Regions from separate parts of the Mus musculus genome. Here region 2 is linked to region 1. A link is a loop called in an ENCODE intact Hi-C map of the cell type or tissue named here. Cell type or tissue: heart. All regions are shown on one strand.

The links. Peaks named below come from ENCODE experiments on the same cell type or tissue, not always from the same donor. Only the 100,000 strongest peaks of a DNase experiment are listed, where the experiment ranks them.
Region 2: it touches region 1 in a loop (2.8-fold over the local background); 7 of 42 quality-filtered maps call a loop at or near these places.

Annotation. Positions count from the first base shown.
Region 1 is chr1:106,625,619-106,633,618 of GRCm38, reverse strand. All of the region lies in intron 1 of Bcl2 (B cell leukemia/lymphoma 2), which reads left to right. Among named protein-coding and RNA genes, the nearest start is that of Gm37053, 15 kb to the right of the region's middle. In heart, a CTCF peak has its summit at 4,689; DNase peaks (open chromatin) are centred at 3,348, 3,598, 4,068 and 6,158; H3K27ac peaks cover 2,915 bases.
Region 2 is chr1:106,541,788-106,549,787 of GRCm38, reverse strand. Bcl2 (B cell leukemia/lymphoma 2) reads left to right here. Exons shown (of 2, transcript NM_009741.5): 2 at 6,390-8,000. The coding sequence ends at 6,524. It overlaps Mir3473f (microRNA 3473f), which reads left to right and starts at 3,157; the gene lies at 3,157-3,292. In heart, CTCF peaks have their summits at 4,759 (motif pointing left) and 6,860 (motif pointing left); DNase peaks (open chromatin) are centred at 617 and 4,787; H3K27ac peaks cover 457 bases.

The sequences.
Region 1 (8,000 bases):
CCATTGCTCTACCTTGGCCCTCTACTCCTACTGATCTATTTTTGTGTGTAATCTAGTTCATTTAATCAGGGCTGCTCACAAAAGCATGGGTGAGAACTGTTCATAGGAGCATGAGTCCTTACCAGTGCCTATGCCGTGACAGGAAATGTCTCTGCCAGCAAATATTAATTGCCTGTTGAGCTCAGTGAGAGGTGGGGCTTTGGGAATCCCTCCCTACCTCATGACAGGATGGTGATGGGCCTAATCTTGAGAGGGCCGTGTACAAGTAATCACAGCTGTGTGAGTTCAAAGTTGAAATGACCTTGCCATACCTAGGAGACAACATTCCACAGCAACTTCTTCCTTCATCTCCTACCACTCCCTCTGCTCTCACGTACCCTGAATCTTGAAAGGAATGATAAAGATGTCCTATTTATGGATTAGTAGTCAACAGTTACTTATTCTCAGCACTCTGACAAGCTATGAGTCTCTAATGTTACTGCTTCCCACTGCAAAAACAATTTTCCTTAACCAAAGCTGACAGAAACTATAAGCCATACTCATAAAAGTAAACGGTTATCCCAGTGGCTCTCAACCTTCCTAATGCTGCACCCCTTTAACACACCCCCAACCACAAAATTATTTTTGGTGATACTTCATAACTGTAATTTTGCTACTGTTATGAATTGTAAATATTGGAAATGCAGGATATCTGATATGTGACTCCCAAAGTGGTTGTAACCCACAGGTTGAGAACCTCTGATTTAGAGGACAATTTGAAGGGCACATCCTCTTGTCCACAGAAAAACAACAACACAGCTTACCCACTATAGAACCATAACCTCCATAGCCAGGGACATTTGACCATTAAATAACAGATGTGACCCCCAGGCCTCCCAATCAATTGGAGAGCGATTGTCACTATCTACCAACAGGCTTGCAACTATTGTACCAGTGGGCATATCTTTCCTGGTATTATAGTACTCAGTGCTTTCACTAAGACTCACCAGTTGGTTTTTTGTAAATAAAGCTTTATTGGAACATATTATGCTCATTTGTTTATGTCTCTTTTCTCACTCTAACTGCAGTGATGAATAATTATGATAGAGACCATATGGCTTGAGACATTTTCCTATCTGGTCCTTAACTGAAAACATCCAAGGATCTCATAAAATTTACTCACTCATTCATTTTATTGGTTACCAATTCTGTTAATGACACCGGGGAGTGTAAAGATGAGTGGAGCTGTCCCTGAGGCCCAAAGACTTACAGTCTAACATAGACAAGTCAACCTCCATCTGACAAGGCAGAAGGTAGCATGTATTATCAACAAGAAACAGCTAAGTTGCTATGGTAGTTCAGAGATGGTGAGGCCCCGATGAAGAGAAGGAATCGAGCTCTGCACAGATATTACTTCCATAACTGTGGTAACTGTGGCTACCAGTAATTTCCCAATAGGAACTTCATGAGACATATAAGTCACTTCTCTCATGGAATTTTATAAATTGTGGTAGTCACAGGGTGGAAGTGAGTTCAGATATTACTTTGTGTGCAAATGTCTTTATCAGGAAGCAAGCTTCCTGTCACTATGGGGATAATCATACTTATAAAGATGTTTGAAGAGTTGAAGGAAGGCTTTTCTTGCTCAGGCTGCAGATAGAAAGAATTCCTTTTCCCTTTTTACTGACTGTTCACTCAACAAAATAAAAATAAATGCTGTAGATCTCAAAGGACTTTGAAAGAGAGCCACTCAGACATCAGTGGAAGGCTTAAAAAGAAGACTAAAATTATAGACTACTAGCCATGCAGTAGTGTGACTCTTCTGTAGAGTTCCATCATGCCTAATTGTAAATGAACTGTCAGTAAATTCTTATTGGCCTGTTGACACCCTTTAAGGGTCCAGTCACCACCTCCTACCTGAAAGGAACCCTGTCCAGATTGAGGCTGTTGTGATTAGAATGTGCCTTTTCACCTAAAACCTGTTTGAGGATGTATCTCTCTTTAGTTTTCACGTAACACAGAGTTTACCTGACGCTTTCCCTCCTTCAGTTCATTTCTTGAGACAGGAAACCTATCTCCCAAGCTGACCTCAACTCACTCTGTAGTTGAGGATGACCATGAACTCTGATCCTCCTGCCTCCGAAATTCTGGGATTGCAGGTGTATAACACCATACTCAGTTTATATAATTGATCCTGAGTATCAAGTCCAAGAGTTTGTGAATGCTAGGCAACACTCTGCCAACTGAGCTCCATCCCCAGCCTCCACCGTGTGCTTTTGGAACACTTCACTAAGTTGACATGGATATAGACAGAGCATACATTCAAATTTAGGTGGTTTATTTGGTAAAGGACTTTAGAATTTCGGGTTACTTTAAAAGTGAGATAAGTAAGATTCCTTCTGTTCTGCTTCCAGTGGGATATCAAAATTGTTGGCTAAATTCCAGCTGCTCATTCTTTATATTCATAGTACCAAAGGGACCAGAGCTAATGCAATGCAGTCTTGACTTAAGATATGACTGTGAGGTATTTACCCATGCAAAGCATAATATTTTGATAGATAAAGTGAGTGCATTAGGTGAGAAAGCTACTGAAAGAAACTATCAAATACTCAACAAGGTAACAGAAGTGTTTGAAGAAGCACCAAGCCCAAGTAGTTCAAGTTCCTCCAGAGTCAGAGACCCCCCAGCCCTTAACCATCTGACCGCACTGATGGGAACTCCCTGTCTCCTTTTACCCAGAAGCAGAGACCAGTTGGGTCCAACACTTTCCCATACTCCATACCCCGGTTGCCTGTAGAGCAGAGGCTGCCCCAGATAGGATGAAAAAGAGGAGAATGTAGCAGCCCACTTTGCATAAAAAGTATTTCAGGGCATTTACTGACAAGTAGGTATACTTACTGCATACACATGTAGGGCTGTATTATATCAAAACTGTCTAAATAAACAGAGACTCCACTGTCCCCTTCAAGCCCCACAGCGTCCTTAGGAATGTATTGCTTCCTCGGTTTCCTCTGGTGTCAGTGGCAGGAAAGGCAGAAAGCATTACCTTTTAAGAAGGGAGGGAATACTGAAAGTGCCTTATTTGCAGCCTGCTACAGCAGTAACCCTGCAGACTGGCTTCCCACTCAGCCTCCCATTACCATGCCTCCCAACCCCCTCAGGACCCTATGGGAGTTGTCCCGAGTTTCTGATTTCCAGGGATCACTTTTGAAGATCCAGCAATGCTTAGGTGATATTGAATTACTGATTATCCTCTGGTTCTGTTCCCACTGGAGGCATTCTGGTCAGCCACTCATTTGTCCCATTTAAAGCACTTGGTGGCATGAACTCACTGGGTTTCTGCCCACATCACTGCATTCCTGGGATGCCATTCACAGGCCTTAGCAAGATCATCTGACAGCTGCCTGTGAGGTCAATGAACTTTATGCATAATCAAATGCTCACAGCTAGGAGAAATCCTTTCCTGCTCCATCCCTCCCTGGGCAAAGAATACACGTTAAGCTGCCCCCTTGGTTCCTTGGTGAGGAGGTGGTGGAGTCCCCAGCTACTTTTACATGATTTAATGCTGAGCAGAGAAGGAAAGTGATTGCATCCTCTACAGGGCCCCACAGAACAGTCACCACCCACACTGTTTATTCAGACTGGGATCTTGGCCATTTGGGGTTTAAGCCAGAAGAAAGGGGGGAAAGAAACCAACCCTGGAATGAACACTTTTGAAACTCTGTTGTATTCAGGATGAAGTACGGCCAAGGATCCTTTTTAAAAATCTATTTAAAATCAATTAGCGGGATCATATTCTCATTTGGAATGGATTGTTAGCAAAAGCTAATTGTCTCTGTTCTCACCCAGGTTCTGAGCTTGGGGTAGATGCACAGACATTAGAATCAACCCTCTGTTTTGCCGGAGTCTGATGCTACTACCAAACTATGTGTGGGCAGTTGGGCAACCCTGACCTTTGACCAGCTTTCCATCTGAGAACAAGGAAAGAGGTGTGAGGAAGAGAGGCTGATGTAAACAAGCCTGCTCTACATCCCAGAGCTTCCCCGGGAAGCGACTCCCCAGGAGCTTAGCCCAAACTGAAGGCAAGAGGCAGATCACAGGCCTAGGGAGGAGTCTCTGTGAGGCACCTCCTCCATCTGTCTCTAGTCAGGACTGCAAAAAATTATCGCAGACATGGGAGATTGTATCTTAGTTTCAAAGATCTCGAGAGGAGATTCCGGGACCTCCCTTGGTTACCCACCCTGCTATTTAGCAGTTCCTCCAGCCAGAAAATTCTTTCTTATTTGCAGCCTCAAATGTGCATGTGGTACTGCTTTGGGGAGAAGCTCCTGGTCCAGACCACTCCCACAGCCAGCATGTTTACTCCTCTAATGGGATGGAGCCCATTACTGGCTTCTCCTTCAAGATGGCAGGGGCTTAGACCTCCTTCTAGAACAGTCTATAGGCAACCCAAGATGGAACAGGAGAGAGGGTAGGCTAGGGGTCTGAGGGATGGCATTGATGGAGATTAAACAGGTTAATGAACACTACTTCTGGGCATCTGTGTATTTATGGAGGACTGAAGAGCAAAGTGGCAAGTCAGAGAGTGAGACTTACATACACCCTGTGTACATGGAAGATGCTGAAGTTCCTGCTGCAGATTTTAAAAGAAAAGGAAAAGGAATTCCCCACAACAACAGAGGCTAGGATTGCACTGACTCCAGGACTCTCCCCCTAGTGTTCAATGCAGGGAGCTGGGTTGGGGATGAGGCTGCTGTGCTTGCCTGGCCTTACAAGACCCTGACCTCACTCACCAGTAAACTGAGTGCACTGTATGCTGCTGCGGATTCCTCCTCCTCCTCCTCCTCCTCCTCCTCCTCCTCCTCCTCCTCCTCTTCTTCTTCTTCTTCCTCCTCCTCTACTGATTGATTTATTCTGAAAAATGCAATCAACAATTCAAATAGCAATTTACAAATCAAACACTTGAATATAACACAACTAAAATATACTGAGGAGTAATGGTAGAAAAATATTAAAAGTCTTTGCTTTCCATAATTAAACTATTAATATTTCTATAAAAGCAGACAGTATTGAGTATACAATGTGTTCTTAGCTAGTGGTCTTGAAGCTGAGGTACTTCTAACATTGCATGGTGTTGCAGCATGCCTGCTGCTGAGAACACAGGAGTTCAGAACTGAAGCTGTGGTGTGATCAAAAGAGGAACACTGCAAAAATGCTATGATTCAGTTCCCATTTGATCTTGAATTAATATTGGGTCATAGGATGTACAGAAATCATTCACTGCTGCCAATTTTTGTGACTCTCACATTCATTTATGTGAACCTCATGGGGGTCTTAACTTAGGAAAACTGGATTCTGTAGTATACCTGTAGCCATTCCTAAAGCTGTGAATTCTCTGTGGCAGAGTTAAATATATATACGTGTGTGTGTGTGTGTGTGTGTGTGTGTGTGTGTGTGTGTGTGTGTGTCTGCTAGCATGAAGCATATGTCCATACTTTATGAATAGCTTTGCTGGTCTCTTGGCTTAAAAAGTCTAGCTGAGCATTTTACCCACAATTACATCTGGATGCTTCTATGGGGACTAAGTGACCCAATCTATACATTCTATGAATAAATTTATTGGTGTACTATATGCTTCTAATCCTAGCATTTGGAAAGTAGAGACAGGAAGACCAGAAGTTCAGGGTCACCCTCAGCTACATAGTAAATTTGAAGGTAGCCAATCACACACACACACACACACACACACACACACACACACACACACACACACCTGAAAACAAGGAAGCTCAGCAATTAAGAGTATTTGCTGCACGCATAGTTTCCAGCATCCATGTAAGATAATGTGCAACTACCTGCATATCTACTCCTAGGAGATCTGACACCTTCTCCTGTCTTTTGCAAGCACCTTGCCCATGTGACATACCCTCATAAATGCACATACAAAATAAATAAAAGTCTAAACAAAAAAAATAATAAGAGCTGAAAGAGGAGTAAGATACCCACCCCAGGCAAGATAGGGTCAGATGTCATTGTAGGGGAACGCCTGTCCTTAACTCCACTGGCTGAATGGTGTTCCTCTCTCTCCTCCTCTGACCTCTCCTTCCTCCTCAGCAGATGTGAAATAGAGATACAACCTCTCCGAAGTGAGTTACAGGCCCATTGAAAAGACATCAGATGACCGGCGCGAGCAGCTGGTTGCTTCCCTTTTTATGGGATTATGTCATTGCCTTTCCTAAGAAGGAGGTTTCTCTCCTCCACCCACCCCCACCCCACCATGCTTCCCTCAAGTGCCAGTTCCTTGTGTTAAAGGAATGACTCAGTGAGTGTTGTGGTGCTGATGGTGTGACAAGTGAGCTTTGAGCAGGGAAATGGTGACCTACAACCCATTGTGGAGGCCACAGGCCGTCTGCATCATCACTAGTCCTTTGCTAATGATGCTCATGGTGATACTGCCATGTGTCCCTCATCAGTGCAAGCAGTCTCAGACGTGCTTAACCTGTGACTTTGTCACTGTGCCAGCAGGACCCAAACTAAGATGGCTGTGGGCAATCTCTTATGGGTCCTCTGGCGCATATGCCGAAAGATGGAGGAGTGGGCCAGGTGAATATCATATACATACAACCTCTTAAACATAACCTTCAAAAATGTATACTTATAAGATGCAAAACACTACAGACAGCTGAGACCCATACACCATTAAAAATCTCTCCATCTCTCAATCTCTCTCTCTCTCTCTCTCTCTCTCTCTCTCTCTCTCTCTCTCTCTCTCTCCTTTTGGGTTTTCTATGTATCCCAGTCTGACCTAGGAGTCCAGACTGGCCTCAAACTCATGACATTCCTCCAGCTTCAACCTACCTACAGCTCGAATTACAGTTGTAATTCCACCCACCACACCAAGTTTCAACCACTGCTTATAAATGATGTGAAGAGGAACTGTAACTTTGAAAGCCTCCTCTGCTGCCACTGACAATATCATGCCCCAGTACTCCCAGAAAGAACCCATTCAGCTCTTGTGGTCATGTTATAAGTCTGATGTAGTTTTGTATTGTAAGTTATACCCCATATTATTCTGACATTAAAATGCACAGTTATATTCTTACTAGTTAGTATTTTTGCAACTTTTAATATAACTTGAAATATTATTTTTGAAACATGACCTAAATTACGTGATCTAGTTCCTTTAGCCACCATATTGTTGTGGAATGAATATTTGTATTACTCCCAAATTTATGGGCTGAGTCCTAATTCCACTGTGATGGCATTAGGAGTAGGTGGTTCTTTATGAATTGGATTTATACAGGATATTTTGGAGAGCTCACTCCTTTAACTATGTGGATGCATCATGAGGAAGGCTGAGCCACCACTGAATTTGCTAGCACCTTACTCTTGGATGCTCACTTTCTGGAACTGAGAAATAAATTGTGATTGTTTTGTAATAGCCCTCCAAACATATGTATGTCAGTCTTTTCCTGTGAGTGTACCACAGTCTGTCTGTTTCATCGTCACAGGGCTTTAGAGGGGGGTTCTGGATTTTGTTTTGTAAGTACTGACTGCTGTGAGCTTCTCTGATTGGATTTCCATGTAGGCATGCTGAGTTCTCAAAGACATAGAAGGTAATTAGAGTCTCAAATCTTCAAGTAAAGACGTCAAAACCTTTGGAGCTGCCAGAGCTTTCTCAGCTCAGCCTGTGTGAGGACCTGGCTGTGAGCATCCTCTGCAGCTCTTGACACAGTCAGGCTTTGTGATTTACTGACCTGGTAGCTCAAGAGGCATCTCACCATAGCTCCGATGTCTGGTGTTCTCTTGAGGTTACCTTTGGACCACCTTCCCCACAGTTCTCTTGTTGGGACCTCTTTTTCTTTGTAGTACCTATGTGTGGATTCATTTGGGTGTAGGGGATAATGGATTCTCTTTTGTTTTCTTATAGTTGTCTAAATGTTTGCTATACATTATGGCACTTAAGAGAATTGCCTTTAAATGCCTCATTTGGCTTTCAGCAGCTTTGTCACATAAGAGAC
Region 2 (8,000 bases), 84 kb after region 1:
CCAAACTTCTCTGGCCCAACCCATTGCAGGCAGTTTTATTGTTTTTTGTATTTGGGCTTTTCATCTCTTGTCATTTGTCCAGCAGGTTTCAAGTTACAACCAAATGATGCTTAGATTAGGTTTCCTTGTATGCATGTCTTTGGCCTATGCTTCAAAGAGCCCTGCCTTCCAGGCCCAGAGCCTCTCCAAGATTGAGTTGCATTGACTGAGCAGTGGCGACTCTGAGGAAGAAGAGTGGCACTTCTCATGCCTCGCCAATGCGTTCCTCTACCGCCTGAGGCCAGGCAGCTGTGTGGACTTCAGCTCGGTGTTCACACGCTGTTTTTTTCCTTTCCTTTTCCCTCAGACCTGAATTCAGTATTTTGGGAGAATAGGGAAGGCTCAAGAAGCAAAGTCACAGGGAAGCAAGCCACTGACAAAGCTAGCCTTTTCTTCAGAGGGAACCCTCAGGGCCCAGTTAGCACATGTGGCTGCAGAGGAAATCCTGCTCAGCCAAACGATAAGAAGGAAATGGAGTCACTTCCTCACCAGATGCTTCACTCAGGTAGAAAAAAAGCCTCCACTTCCTTGTGAGTGCCTGCTTCTGCTTCCGCTCAGAGCCAAACCTGATGTCAAAACAATCACGGCTTCCTTGTCCTCAGGGAGCACTTCCGGACTCTACCAATCGATGACTTGTGTTCTTGCTGTCATCTTTATCCCTTCTCTCACTGGCATCCTCTTGAGCCCAACAGTTTAATATCAGCAAATAGTCAATGTTGGATTTGCATGTCTCCTAAGATTCAGAAGCGCCAGGCTTCTATATGTCTGCCTGAATGTCCAGAAATAGCCTAGTTTTATGTAGCAAAGACCTCAATGGCCTGGATTGTTGTGCATTTGTAGAGAGAATCTTATAAGTATGTCTTTCCAGTGTGGGTAAGACACTACAGGTGTCCCCAATGGAGGGCAAGTTGTCAAACGCTACCCTGGATACCTGCCTCGCAGAGGTTCACAGGGAATGAAGGAGGAAGTGATATCATGCTTAGCAACCATGCAGCACAGAAGCTGACCAGAGAGTAGATGATGTGCAGTGCCCTTGTGAGCTGGCTGAGCCCCTCCTATGGGAAGGAACTGGAGGTGACTGCAAAGACCAGCAAGTTGGCCTTCACATGTTCTTTCTCTTAAAGATGCCCATTAGATTGGATTTGGAAGTCTTGCTATATAATTAAAGAAATCAGTTTCTTCCACTAATGTGTGTATGTCAAATGGCTAGTGGGTGACAGACCACCAGGGATCCAGAGAGAAATAAAATAAAAACCCGCAGCCCCAAATGCTAATGGTTGGATGAGACAGTCATGGAAATAGATGATATTTATGCCATAGGGGACAAGGAACTCCTTCAGCTTAGTGTTGAAAATGTCTTTTCTGGGTCTCTGAATGAGCAAGTGTTTGCTGAAAAGCAGAAGGAACTGAGAAACAGCGGCCTGGGCCAGAGCCTAGACACTGGACGTGAAGAATCTGATCTTAGAAAATCAGCACGGAGGTGAGGGGTTTGTAACTAGATGGCTCATTCTGGCTACAGGAAGCAACTGTTTAATGTGGAGCCCAAGGCTGGAGGCAGAGGACGTGGATTGGAAGCCACAACAGACTTATGAGAGGCAGTGATGGAGACAGAAGTTTGTGTTGGTGGCCATCAGTGTTGAGGCCATCAGCCCTCCCTCCCAGGCCTTTCCCCTGCATTGGTAACTAACTTCACCTCCAGCTCCCACCACATGAAGCCTATCTCTGCTTGAGAGCCCACTTCACCCATGTGCAATGGGTTGGAAGTGCTATGGTACTGACCCCTGTGTAACGCAGGCACAGTCTGCATGTTCTGCACACCAAGGAGCTACGGCTCAAATTCCCAGCTCACTGGTCCACACTGGTTCCTAGGTCTCTCCAGCAGGGTTAATCCCTAAAAGGATGGAGCCTTTCTTGTTGGAAGAGGAGCTTCTAACTTGGCCGTTTTCCCTACTCTTACATCCTCCTCAGTTACAGTGTCCTGGGCTCAGCTCCCAGGTAGACTGCTTACACTCAGTTTTTGGCTTTGAGTTTGTTACGGGGAAACCCAAGCTAACATGTGGCATGTGCACCATGATGGCAGGAAGAGGGAACGACTTCATGGAGGGAACAATGGTAGACTGCAACTGTGGAGGTTAAAGAGATGACTCAGTTAGCACAGTGCTAGCTCCACATGCAAGAGGGCCTGAATCATTAGCATCCACATAAAACCTAGGATGACCTCAAGTGCCTGTAATCCCAGCAGAGGAAGCAGAGACAAAGAGTTCCTGGAGCTCAATGCTTATCCAGGAAAAAATTAGGCAGAAAACAACTGAAGAAAACACCCAATGTTAACTTCTGGCTTTCACATGGTTGTGTGTGTGTGTGTGTGTGTGTGTGTGTGTGTGTGTGTGTACATACATGCACACCCTAGATGAACATACACATATAACACACACAAGAAAGCAACTGGAATAGAAGCTGACAGCTTGGATGAGAATAGAGAAATATATAATGACTTCAGAGACTTCATCACAGACGTGGTATTTAAGATGGGAACAGGAAGAAGATTGACAAAGAGGGACAGTAAGCTGGGCAGAAGCCAGACATATCTAGACCATCTTAGGAAGAGGTGCCCATGAAAGGTACAGCAAGGAAATTCTCCAGGAAGCAAGAGGAGCCCCAAAGAATGAGGAGCATGAATGATTTGAGTGGTCAAAGACCTTTGTGCAATGCTACCTGACAATCATGCTGGCAATTAGCCACATAGCAGGTGAGGCTGCCATGAGGTGGCCTCAGAGGCATAGGTGGAAATAAGCAAGATGACAGTAAAAGGAAGGTAACAAGAACCAAAGAGAGGAACTGGTGGCGTCTGGAAGGGAAAAGAAAGCAGGTAGGGTAGATCATGTGCCACCCAGACAGTGTGAGAAAATCAGAATGTCTGTATACTAGGGAAAGGGGGCAGAAGACAGGGCGAAGCTGACATAGCGCTGCAGAGTGGGGACAGCTTGTGGAGGAAGATCCCAGAAGCCACAGAAAACAATAGAATCCTCCTGGAGGGTGGGGATGAGTTCCCAGGAGCTGGATTTGCAGGCAGTTATTTGCTGCCTGACTTAAGTAACGGGACTTGAACTTGGGTCCTCTGCTAGAGCAGCATATGCCCCAACCACTGAGCCATCTCTCCAGCCCCTTTGTTGTTTTCAATACATAAAATAAGCAAATAGGACTGGAGAGATGGCTCAGCGGTTAAGAGCACTGACTGCTCTTCCAGAGGTCTTGAGTTCAAATCTCAGCAACCACATGGTGGCTCACAACCATCTGTAATGAGATCTATTGCCTTCTTCTGGTGTGTCTGAAGACAGCTACAGTGTACTTATATATAATAAAATAAGCAAATAAGCACTTCAAATGGATCTCATGCTTGAACGAATAATGACTGGATGTTCAAATAACTTCAGAGATCTCCCTTACTGGGATGTATGAGAAAGCAAGATTCTCTCTAGAAATGGCTCTTCAGAGGTTCGGTTCAGAGCTCGCAGGGTTCCCTTGCGATTTGGAATTACAGAGGACAGGGCTTTGGGGCCTTGGGCAATCTGCAGGGATTAAATGATTCACCACTGCCCTGTCCTGCAAACCAATGGACTAGTCATCAACACAGGACAAGCAGATATAGCTACTCCCACTTCCGTCTTCAGAACTAAAGCTGGCTCCCTAGGGAGCTGGAGCAAATGGGCATTACCAGAGGAGGGCACAGGCAGGTGGATCTGTGCAGAGCTACCAAAGGGCAAGATGGAGGACAGGCAACAGGACACATTGCTATCACTGTGTTTGTTCCCTTCGGGACCACACTAACAGAGGGACTGCAAGGAACATAGGCTACTCTTTACAGCTACCGATTGTGCGACCATGGGGAGGGGGGTAAATAAGGTTCAGGGTTGGATAATTTGTTTAAGGACACAAACTAAAAAAATTTCAAAGCTGAGGGGTCATGCAGATCCTTCAGCAAGTTTAGAGGTCTTTCAAGACCCTTGGGGCTTCAAATCCTCACTCACACACCCCACTCTTTCAGCCAGGAGGTATTAATCTAGCTCCTCTGACTCTCAGAAAGCTGTTTTTCTTTACAATAATGTAAATGGCCCTTGGGATGCTGTCTGAGACTGTTGGTGAGAAAGGGTGAAGGCATAAAGGGACTACCCAGCTCCAGGAAGGGAAGGGTCTGGGGGAGACATTTCTTCAGTCCCCTAGCTCTATGTACTAAGCAACCTGGAGAAAAAAACTACTCTCCCCACCCCCCAGACTTGTCTCTGCTTCTGCCACTTTCTCAGGAGGACTAGGAAGGTCACATGACCAAGGGCTTAATTTGTTTTAGATTTTGCCACAGAAAACTGATGGAATTCAAGAAACAGCCTGACCCTCTCAGTGGAAAGCTTGAGATCAAAGATGCCCTGAAAAACTAGGGTATCTTTGACTGGGCCTTTAGGGGCTCACGCACTCTTGGATATGGAAAAGATGGGAGAAGACCACTGGATGTGGCAGCTGTCTTTCTTCTACCTGTCAGGTGGTCCTCCCTCAAGCACAGGGAAGGCTACTTCTTCAGAGCTCATCAAGGTGGAACCTCATCTGTGACGAAGAGAACTGTGCATATATTTCATTTGTACCCTTTGCTGTCTTTTCTGGAACTCAATTTTAGACATCCCCCAACAATAGATACATAAAAAGAAATCATCTGCGCCCCCTCCTGGCAAAAGTTAATCTAGCCCCACCAGAGCTACCCAACGTTTGCCTAGGGCCAGCAACTCCGTCCATTGCTAATGTGGCCAACATCATTGATGTTCACCTAGGCTGCTTGTTCTTTTGTGGCCCTTGGTCTAAGGGTGTCCTGTAAAGTAGACCTTCTCAGCCTCCGTGTCATTGGTGTCTGGATCTGAGTCATCCTTCCTAGTAGAAGCTACTCATACCTTATGGGATGGTGACACTCCTGAAGCTACCCACTGAAGCCAATAACTCATTCGCCTCAAATAATGAGGACCAGATATTTTCAAACATCCCTAGGGGACAAGATGGTCCTTCATCTGAACCAGGGCCTTAAGCCATTGCCACTTTGCAAACAGTGCTTTGGGTCAGAAGGCTGTCACGAGGGGGCAAGGGCAGTTCAGGACAATCCCTCCATAATTATTGGTAATTATTGGTATTAACGGTGTTGATGCATTGGCAGTAGATTTCTGGGAACTTATTCTTTTAAAATATGAATGGATAAACACCTTATACACAAAAGAATATCTTAATATTGCTTTAATTCTGCATGAAACATAAAATGTTGTTTATAGGATCGGGTACAGGATACTATGCATTCACGAAGAAGAGCCATGTGAATAGATATTTAGCAACGTGAGCAGCTCCTTCAGTTGTGCATTTAGCCTCCCCTTTAAGACTTCTTCAGAATCCTCTGAGGCAGTTCCATATAGAAGGAATAGATTAATAAGCACACAGAGAAAGTAGGGCAAACTCAAAACAGTGTGAGGGCTGAGAAAATGGCTCGGCTGGTCAAGGACTTACTTCGCAAGCATGAAGATATGCTTTTAATTCCCTGCATTGTGTGAAAAGCTAGGTGTGGTGGCACCCAGCCAGAATCCCAGTGCCAGAGAGCACAAAGCAAAGTAAAGGGCATTGGCTCGTTTCTGGGTTCGAATCCTGGCTCTACCACTTCCTGCCCATATTCTTTAACTCCTAACAACCCCCTACTCAGTGAATCCCTACAAGTGAGCTAGATTGGCTCTCTCCATCAAAACTGCAGCCTGTAATCTGGGCAGTTATGCCTGGCTCTTCTCCCTCACAACTGCCCTGTAACTTGACTGGCAGCCCATTACAACAGGCAGGTGAGATTGCCATCTTCTAAACAGGAAGAACGAAAATGATTTTGTAAGATCGGTATGAAAAATAAGATAATGTATGTTAGGTGTCTAGTACAGTCCCTAGGATACAGCAAGCTCACAATAAAAAGGAAATGTGTGAGAGACATTGACTGAACTGTGCTTTATTGTATTTATGAATGGCTGTGCAAGCAAAAAAAAAAATTGCAAAACCGCCAATTTTCTTGTCTTTACTGACTTATCCTGAACACTTTCCTATCCATTGCCTTCCATGATATCTCTTGGGGTGAGCCCTGTTTCACAAGTGCTTTGTACAATAAGAGCTTCTAGTCCACTTTTTGTCATTGCCTCCAAAGAGTAGGTTTGCATTCCCCTCTGAGGTCTGAAGTTACCTGGCATGCAGGGGCACAGGGTACCGTGCCTCTGCCCTGCTAGTAGGGAGGCCATGATATCTCTTGGTGGCTAACAGTCTTTCTTTGTCCTTCTTTCTCTTTCCCTCTGCAGGATGCCTTTGTGGAACTATATGGCCCCAGCATGCGACCTCTGTTTGATTTCTCCTGGCTGTCTCTGAAGACCCTGCTCAGCCTGGCCCTGGTCGGGGCCTGCATCACTCTGGGTGCATACCTGGGCCACAAGTGAGGTCGACAAACCTGCCCCAAACAAATATGCAAAAGGTTCACTAAAGCAGTAGAAATTATATGCATTATCAATGATGTACCATGAAACAAAGTTGTGATCTTTTTTTAAAGCAGAACACACACACACACACACACACACACACACACACACACACACACACACACACACATTCAGGCAAATGGTCGAATCAGCTATTTACTGCCAAAGGGAAATATCATTTATTTTTTACATTATTTAGGAAAAAAAAGATTTATTTATTTAAGACAGTTCCACCGAAACTCCAGGCTTTGAAAACCGAACCAGGAATTGCCAAGAAACGTGTGGCTCCACCTGCTGGCCTGTGCCTGTGGTCATGGATCTGTTTTCAATATTGGCCAAACTGGCCCACCATCTAAAGAGCAAGTGGCACAGGACCCTGACGGCTGGGGAAGCCTGCAGTCTGGCTGCTAGAAGCTTTGAAGAAGGCTTCAATGTGATCTCTATATACTGGCCCTGGGGGCCAGGATGCTAGAAGGAGCAGGTGCCTACAAGAAAGCCTGGTCTTCCATGGACTGGAGAAGGGACTTTTGTATATGACTCACATGGTACATACCCAGTCAGAGGACAAAGGCTGGAAACTTCAGATGAACTTGGTACCCACTGAGACTTCCCTGCTGAAAGACAGTGGTGGGAAAATGCCCTTAATCATAGGAAATTATTTTTTTAAGCTACCAATTGTGCCGAGAAGCATTTTAGCAGTTTATACAATATCATCCAGTACCTTAAGCCCTGACTGTAGATAATCATATATTTTGGATACGCACACCCCCTCCTCCAATACTCACTCTGTCTGAGGAGGAAACAAAGGCTTCTGGATTCCAGGAAGTGGATGTGTGACGACTTCTTCAGCATCAGGAAGAATGGGGTCACCTAGCGCTTCAGGCAGCCACAAGTGCCTGCTTTATGGAGACCAACATCTGCAGAACCTCCCTGTGGCTCAGCAACTTGGCCTGGGCAGCCTGCCCTGAGTGTGGCCCTCACCAGCCTCCTCACCGGGTTTGGAACAGAGCAGCTGGTCTCTGAGCTCAGACTTACCCAGTAAGAAAGAGCAATATAATAGAGACTCACCAGGGTCTGCTACCCTCAGGCCCTCCAGGCTGGGCCTGTCTGGAGCAGGAGAACTGCTCTTTCTAAGACACTTGCCACTGTAGAGAGGAGAACGCAGGTAGTGCCCATCCTGCCTGAGGGCATAGTGAAGGCAGGAAGACCACCACACAGAAGAAGAAGCCCGGCGGAGCTTTAGGTGGCCACAGGTACCTGCTGGCAGTGCTGTCACATTTAAGGCAAGGCTTTAAGTTACTTTGGCCAAAAATCCTAAGGAGGCAGTGAAGCGAGGCTCACGGAGTCGATGACCCGTGTCTATGGATTTACATGTAAAACATTATCTTGTAGTTTGGTTCTATTTGAAAATCTGACAGAGAGAGAGAATAAAAAGTT